2 separate regions of the Homo sapiens genome follow, and region 1 is linked to region 2. Evidence: chromatin contacts called from ENCODE Hi-C or POLR2A ChIA-PET data. All regions are on one chromosome and are shown on one strand. Each heading gives the region's core, a stretch centred on a gene start or an enhancer-like site at or near the end of the contact. The rest is flanking DNA. Distances are from core to core; before and after follow the strand shown.

The links. Hi-C counts contacts between places; a loop is a spot of excess contacts on that map. ChIA-PET counts read pairs that join two places held with the same protein, here RNA polymerase II (POLR2A). Pooled maps may share reads with other maps.
Region 1: a loop to region 2 is called in a map of dorsolateral prefrontal cortex, with 2.6 times the contacts of the local background. The contact joins two enhancer-like sites. A Hi-C loop is called at or near these places in 2 of 168 maps with a recorded cell type or tissue (OCI-LY7 and dorsolateral prefrontal cortex) and 2 of 50 pooled maps. POLR2A ChIA-PET finds 5 or more read pairs at or near these places in 2 of 52 experiments (OCI-LY7 and WTC11).

Annotation. Positions count from the first base shown.
Region 1 is chr2:134,374,061-134,377,835 of GRCh38, forward strand. All of the region lies in intron 10 of MGAT5 (alpha-1,6-mannosylglycoprotein 6-beta-N-acetylglucosaminyltransferase), which reads left to right. Among named protein-coding and RNA genes, the nearest start is that of MGAT5, 120 kb to the left of the region's middle. Within about 2 kb of position 2,016, at least 3 of the 41 ENCODE cell types and tissues checked have a DNase peak (open chromatin) inside an H3K27ac peak, as active enhancers do; they include dorsolateral prefrontal cortex, where a contact is called at or near this core.
Region 2 is chr2:134,244,096-134,248,276 of GRCh38, forward strand. It overlaps a transcript of MGAT5 not described here. Among named protein-coding and RNA genes, the nearest start is that of MGAT5, 7.9 kb to the right of the region's middle. RefSeq lists enhancers at 568-1,068, 1,069-1,569, 3,955-4,004, 4,065-4,154. Within about 2 kb of position 1,461, at least 6 of the 41 ENCODE cell types and tissues checked have a DNase peak (open chromatin) inside an H3K27ac peak, as active enhancers do; they include dorsolateral prefrontal cortex, where a contact is called at or near this core.

The DNA of each region.
Region 1 (3,775 bases), core at 766-3,265, 130 kb after region 2:
TGTAGATTTCTGCCTTTTACTTGGAGAGAAAAGCAAAGTTAGTTGTATGATTTTAAAATGGAGGTGGAGAAGCAAATCTTAAATCTGGGAAGGGTGGGGGATTCATATAAGCCAGTGGAATGCATTGGGCCAGTTGAAGGAAGTCTGACCTCTTTCCGGTGGCTGTTTACACATACACAAGTATATGAAGTGTTAGTATGGATTTGCACCTGGGGGCTTACCATGCCAGTTGGAATACTTAAATTTTTGATAGACGTGAAAATCATGAGATTTACCCTGTGGAACCTTCTACATCAGTGCAGATCCATGTCATAAACACCTTGAAACATAGGCCCTGCAAGAACAGAGCTTGTTGATGGAGTTTTATATAAAAAACACAGATTGGGAGCAGACTTTACAATGTGGAATATTTGTTGGAAGCAGATTTCAACCTTCAATTGCAAGAAAGGGTATTATGGCATTGAGAATCGGTGATAAACCAACTTAGAAATTATTTTTAATATATTTGCTTCTAAAGTCATGTTTAGCATCGATACACAATTCTTTACTTAAATAAAAATCATATATGCAGCATATGCTCAAAATCCAGCGGTGGCTGTGCAGCCCTCAGTACTGAACGAGTCCATCTGCAGTCAACATAATCAGGACTAGCCCGGGCACAGTGGCTCATGCCTGTAATCCCAGTACTTTGGAAGGCCGAGGTGGGCAGATCACTTGAGCCTAGGAGTCTGAGACCAGCCTGGGCAACCTGGCGAAACCCTATCTCTTCTAAAAATACATAAATTAACTGGGTGTGGTGATATGCTCCTGTGGTCCCAGCTACTCGGGAAGCTGAGGTGGGAGGATCGCTTCAGTCTGGGAGGTCAAGGCTGCAGTGAGCTGAGATAGTGCCACTGCACTGGATAAATCGAGACTCTTGCTCTAGTCTCGAGGGACAGCAGAGCTCCAGGGAACGCTGGAGTTATCCCTGCTCAGTTGTAATTTGTACTGCTGGCCAGCCTTTGATTCTCTCCCTCTTGATTCTGTTTTTGATAGATTGAGCTCCTTGAGGAGATGATAATGGCTGACATTTTAGTGCTTCCTGTGTTCCAGGCATGGCCTTCACAATGACTATGAAGTAAATACTATTATTAACCCCACTTTTGAGTGAAAGAACTGAAGCAGATAGAGGTAAAGGTTCCTCAGGTGGTCAGGATTTGAATTACATCATGTATTGTAGCCAACACACTGGACTACAAGGAATGGATTCTCTCTTGGTAATTTCCTCCTCTGTCTCCAACCCATCCTCTCAAATCCCAAAAGCCTAAATAAATACATTTATGTTGGTGTGGTACTGATTTCAAGGAAAGGTTCTGTACGGTTCTGTGTGGAAACCTGAAATCCACTATGCAGAGTAGTGAAACCGAAATGGGCTACAACTGTTTGCCTTTGTTCCAAAACAAGTGAAACAAAGCTTTATTCTAAAGATGAAATGTGTTGGTTTTCAGTTTTCACTGCATGTGATTCTTGTCATCCAGAACCAATTATTAGGAACTTACTTGCGTATCAGGACTTCAAAAGATATGTCTGCCTTTAGAGAGCTTGGAGAGCAGAAATACCGACTTGGTCAAGGGAAAAATGAGGGAAATTTTTAAATGAAGTTAAAAATTGGGTGGTAGAGCATATCTCTTGAGCCCAAATGGGCTTTAAGGGAAAAGGCAGGAGTGATTGTCCACATGTGGGTTGGGGGGATTTCATCTCACTTCCCTAATTATGTCAGAGCACATCTCGTCAACTGGAGAGGGCCCAGAAAGTCAGTAGTGCTGGCTTTCACCAAGTATTTTCATCTTCTTCCAGGCTGCTGGGGGTGTTTCATGACCACAGAGGTGAGAGTCAGTACAGGGCTGCCCCAGAGGGTCCTGCAGGTTGTCCCCAGGCACTCCAGAGAGTAACATTGCCACCATAAGGAATTAGTAGAGCAATGTACAGCCCTGTTGATCCAGACCAGTTAGTGATCTTCCAGGTTCTCAAGGCGTGCTAAGGTTTGGCCAGGCCTCCAGATGGTGCCAGCACACCGACAATGAATAATGAGGAGCTTCCCAACAACCCTATAAGGCAGCAGCACTGTCTGTGTTTTTCCAGGAGGAAACCAGGCTCTGGGAGATGTGGAATTTTAACCTATTGCCTAAGAGAGTCTTCACTGAAATACTCAATTCAAACGCTCCCTTTTCATTCTTTCTCTTTCTTTCCCTTTCTCCTTTTCTCCTTCTTCCCCTTCCCTCACTTCTCCTCCTTCCTCTTCCCTCCTTTTCTTTACCGTTTTTAAAATGGATATCATTTACTGGAGATACACACAATTTGTCCTAAATTGTCCTAAAGACAGTGTCTTTTTATTTTCTTATTCTTAATGATAACGTTTACTTCGAAGGAGTTGGCAAATGAATCATTTAAACCAGTGACAATGTAAGTAACAACTTGAAGGAGAAGCAGAAGTTTAACCACTTTCATGGACCGATCCCTCACTATTTGGACCAGATACTCATTCCTCCTCTGTGACCTCTAACCCCAGCATGCCTCCTGTCTGGAAGAGCCTTCCTTGCTGTTGGACCTAGGGGAGGAAAGAAATTATCCCTCATCCTCATGCAGTGGCTCAGTGGAAGCAGCTGAAACTAGCAGGCCAATCTTTATTTCTCAGCTGAGGCCAGAGACCAAAATATTGAATTAGCCTTGTTTATATTTTGTGACAGTGTGCTGGCTTCTGTAGGACCGTGATCCAAGGATAGGCCCCCTGAAAACGGTACTCATTTAGCAGCCAGGGTAGGTCTTCCTACCAGCACCATCCAAGATGGTAACTCAGTAGGCCCAGACAAATCCTACTCTGCCACTAACCATCTCCATGCTCTGCCCAGATCCTTTCACCTACCTAAACCATGTTTTTATCCTTAAAACGGTCTCACAGCACTTGTTCTTCCTAGCTCACATTGTTGACACAGGGATCAGACAAGAGACAGGTTTGAAAATTCTTTGCAAACTGTCACAAGCTAGTCAGCTATGTCTGGGAACCTGTTTGGATAAATTAAAAGTGTGCCCAGCTATAATTAGCAAAATACCTCACAACCATGAAGCAAGAGTTAACTTTTCTCATGTAACACAGTGTGGGGTATGGGGCTGGTTTCTTCACTGGATGTCTGCAAAGACCCAGGCCACTTTGGTCTCTCCTTTGGCATCCCTCATGCATTGGCTTGCCACCATAGCGTCACAAGGCCTGCAGGCCTCATAGCTGTGGTCTAAGCAGAAAGAAAGGTGAAGGGGCTGGAGCCTTTTCTCAAGAAATAGAAGCTTCTCCTAAAGCTTCCCTTCCTCTGATTCTTTCCCCCCATTATTTGACCTAGGTCACATGACCATTCTTGGCTGCAGAGGAGGCCAGGAAAGTTGGGTTGGGCCAATTGAGATTGGCTTATCAATCAGGATTCAATAGCTGTGTCCTCAAGAGTACATGATTCTAGTAACAAGGTAGAAAGGAAGAAAAATAAGTTTTATGACCACGGCTCCTTTACCTTCCGGTTTCTTTCTGTCAAAGTCACACAACACTTACATGGACAAAGGCAATGTAGGCAGTGGTCATAGAGATACAGGAGATAGTTTATGTCTTCCCAGGGCCCTGCTTTCCCCAGATGATGTGACTTGGTCTTTCAAAGGACTCCCACCATCAAAACTATTAACTCTTTTCATGTTGAGTACTTTTTCCTCACCTGTTTTTCCATTCCTGTTAGCCGGAGCAAAAGGGCCTCCAACT
Region 2 (4,181 bases), core at 211-2,710:
TTTGTGGCTTTACTGTCCTTTGAGAGTGGAAGCAAATCTTTTGAGTATTTTCATTCAACATTAAGGAGACCTACCTGACAAATTGACATGCTGTGTGATCTTTTCACAGATGATTCTTTCTTTCTTCTTAGAGAGTCATTATCAACCTATCTTAAAGCCTGTTCATGGTTTCCTGGGCCGGATGCCAGGTGACAATCCTAGCGTTTTTTGTTTTTTTTTTTAATGGCTGTCTGATGAAGCATCATCCAGATTTGGTCTTGCTCAAAGCCTTCTTCCCTGTGCTCATTGATTTATGGACCAGGTCTTTGGAGCAGAGGCCCAGTGCCTTAATACTCATTAGTAAATTGGGCACAGCTAGCCTAGGAATGAGATTCTCAGTCAGTGCCCAGACAGCACTGAGAGATGTGGAGAAAATGAGACTCATTTATCAGTCACCTTGAGACAGCATCAGCAGTCGGCCACCTTCCTTCACTCTGAGGCCTTCCACAGCCTCAGCACAGGCTTCTGAGCCTGCTGGTCTTGAGGGGTGGTGATGGACTCCCAGGTTCACCTTGGTCTGCTTCTCTCTCACTCTGCATTCTAGTTACATGGGCAGAACCTGTCTGAGCATCTTCCAGTGGGTGAGTAAGATCCTGTTGATTGGTAAGGCAGTCCCTCTCAACCGAGGCAGTTTTGGCAGTGTTGAGAGACATTTTTCGATTGTCACAACCCTCTAGTTATAGAGGGTTATTGGAGGGCTCTAATGGCATCTAGTGGCTAGAGGCCAGCAATGCTGTTAAACCTCTAATAGCTTCCCACAACAAAAAAATTATTCAGACCCATATGTCAGTTGTGCAAAGATTGAGAAACATTGGATTAAAGTGATTTATTTCATTTTTCAGGGACCCGTGCTTTGTTTTGGTTTAGTAGTTGTTTTCAGAATTATTATTATTTTTGAGGCAGCGTCTTGCTCTGTCGCCTAGGCTGGAGTGCAGTGGCGCGATCTCGGCTCACTGCAAGCTCCGTCTCCCGGGTTCACGCCATTCTCCTGCCTCAGCCTCCCGAGTAGCTGGGACTGCAGGCGCCTGCCACCACGCCCGGCTAATTTTTTGTATTTTTAGGAGAGACGGGGTTTCACCGTGTTAGCCAGGATGGTCTCGACCTCCCAACCTCGTGATCCGCCCCCTCGGCCTCCCAAAGTGCGGATTACAGGCGTGAGCCACAGCGCCCAGCCCCTCAGAATTCTTGGAGTTACCGCTGTTGCCTTTTTTTGTTGTTAGGAAATTCTCTCAACTGTGAATATCGTATGGGCCTAGTGAATGAAACTCATAGAACATGTGAAGATCTTATCTGCTCCAGCAACCACAGCTTCCTTCTCACTCTTGTCCTCTTTCCCTTTTGTCCACCTGCCAGTAATGTGCACATCCAAGAGACTAAGTCAGGATAAAATCATCAAATGTTGGTTTTCTCTTACCCCACCCACGCCCTCTAGTGGCCTGTTTTGCCTCTAAAGCTGCTTTGCCTGTCCCTTCCTCCTCTGCTTCTCCTTTTAACACCAACTGTATTTAGGTGAAGACTACCCCCATCTCCTTTCCATCTGTCTTCTTTATACCTGTGAATGTCAGAGAACAGCTGGGGTAGGTGTGGCAGAACCTGGGAATAGAGAGGGCAGGAAGAAGAGTGCATGTTCTGGACCCAGATTCACCAGCCCTGTTACAGTGTTTGGAAATTTATTTTGCTATTGATGCCAGATATGGAGCCCTGAACTCCACTGAGTGGATGGTATAACTGCAAGACAAATATGCACTTCAGGTGGGTGGCATTGGAGGTTTTCCTTTCTCTGCCCACAGGAAAAATGCAAGTGTAGTGTAATGAATTAAAACTCTGGGTACAGGACTGTCTTGCTTTGATCACTTCAAATGTAAGAGGGGATGGGCTGTTTAAAACCCAGATATTCAAAGAGTATTCCCAAGATAGCAAAGGTGTGTTGTTTTTAGCAGGTGTATTTCAGCTAGTTAATTAAAATAAGACTAGTTTAGCCACTTCCAAAGGGAACAGACTGTTTTCATTTAGAATGTGTTTTTCCTGTTTATAAAAAAAAAAAAAAAAAAAAGGACCCAGGTCCTGAAAGTGAAAGGTCTCTGTTCATACCTATTTCTTGGGCAGCACCCTGCCTGCTCCTGAGCTCCTTTGCTTCCTAGAGCTAGAAGAGAGTTGGTGGCATCACAGCTGTCAGGGATTCACAGTTGAGCTTTTGGGCACCTGCTGAGTGGGCTCTATCAGGTTGGTGGCACTGGGCCATCTGGGGGAGTGAATGACCTCAGAGCTTCTTCCCAGGAATTTGGATTTATTTTAGAAGAGAAAGCTGCTTTGCCTGTCCCTTCTCCTCCTCTGCTTCTCCTTTTAACACCAACTGTATTTAGATGAAGACTGCCCCCCACCACCGTCCCCGTTCCATCTGTCTTTCTTACACCAGTAATCCTGTAAATGTGTATTTTTCTCCCTTTCATGTGTTGATTCAACCCTTGAGGTTGGTGGGACATTGCATTAGACTCACGGCTTCTTAATAGTACTGGACTTTGGTTTCTGTTTTGTGTTCCATACGGAGAGGTCTCTTCCTTTCTGAGTTTCCGCATGCAGCTGGTAGACTCAGCTTGGTTTGGCGGAGGCCATGTAGTATTAGGCAGGAATTGGGGTGCTGGTTTGATTCTAACTGGAAAACATAATATTTTCTGGCCTCAGGGTCTTCCTCTGTAAATTGAGGGTTTGCATTTGATATTTTCCTAAGCAAAACCAGACGTTGTCTTCCAGTCTGTAAAAAGGTATTTTATACATTTTAATTTATCATATTTCCTGTTAAAGTTGATTGTTAGACCAGGGAGATGTGGTTCTGTGGTGAGCACAAAACCAGGAGTTTGGTAAGAGGTTGTGCAGTCAATGCAAGGTTAGCACCCAGTTGATTTCTGCACTGTGTTTTGGTTCACGGTAGAAGCAGTCCATATTCATCCAATTATGAATGGGAGTGGCTATCATTTTAAAGAATAACTTACCAAGCACTCTAAGTTGCTTTTAATGTAAATTGAGATGGAGGCTGAAAAGAGAAGTAGTAGAAATTGTTTCAAAGTTGAATTATTAACATCTAAAGACAGTTGTCACTTAAAATATGGGAGTCAGGCAAGCAGCCTTGGAACTTCAAGATATGTGACCAACTCTCATCTGGCATTTAATTAGGGTAGTGCTTTTTTGTCATACAATTTCATGTGAATAGATACCTGGGCCTGAATTAAAAAAAAAAAAAAACAAAAAAAAAACGTAAACTAGACCACTACTGAGCATTAGTTTTGTGACCAATAAGGTGGAAATTTGAAGTTCAAACTTCAGTGTATGGAGGTAGCCAGGGCAGTTTTGCTGAGTCTCTGCGATATAAATTGATACGTATATTGATTGTCTCTAGTATCTTAGGATTTGGCATGTCAAACTTTTTTTGAAAAATGTTTAAAAACATCTTAAACAAAACCAAAAGTCAAATGAAACATTTGTGGAACCTCTGGAACATCTCTGTGAATGAATCTTTGATGTTCTTTGGAGCACAGTTTGAGAACCAATAACTCAGTTGCTCACCCCTACTCCTGTGGCTCTAACAGTGTTCTGTGTTTCTAGAACTTTCTCCATGTTATACATGTGGAAACTGAGATGGACACACTTAGGATCACACAATGCCAATGGTAGAACAAGCTGCAGATCAGAGATTTTCAGGTTTTTGATGCAAGGTTCTCTCAGTTCCTCCTTGTCACCCTTTCAGGTCTTATTTTCTGTGATCTTCTCAGCATAACAGTGACAATACAAGTGGCCTCCAAGAAAGGTTCCCGGGTATTTTCCCCTCCATCCCTTGTCTTAGACATATTTTGTTTCTGTAATCTCACTGCCCTGCCCCCCTAGAATTTTCTTCTGGAGTGTTTTTTTGCAGTTTTCTTCTCTGTTAATACCTGACTACCATCACATCCACTTTAGTTTAACCCTGCCTCTTCAAGGGTTTTACTACTAAGGGTAAAATCTTGTAAAAGGTAAGGTGCAAATGTATTGTCAGAATGCCCAGGTTCTGTGGCTCATACCAGAAGGAGGTCTTGGAGGTCTTTGCTAATTTGCATTTCTTCACCTCATTTCCACCATCCTGTCCTTCCATCTAGCAAATACTTAATGAC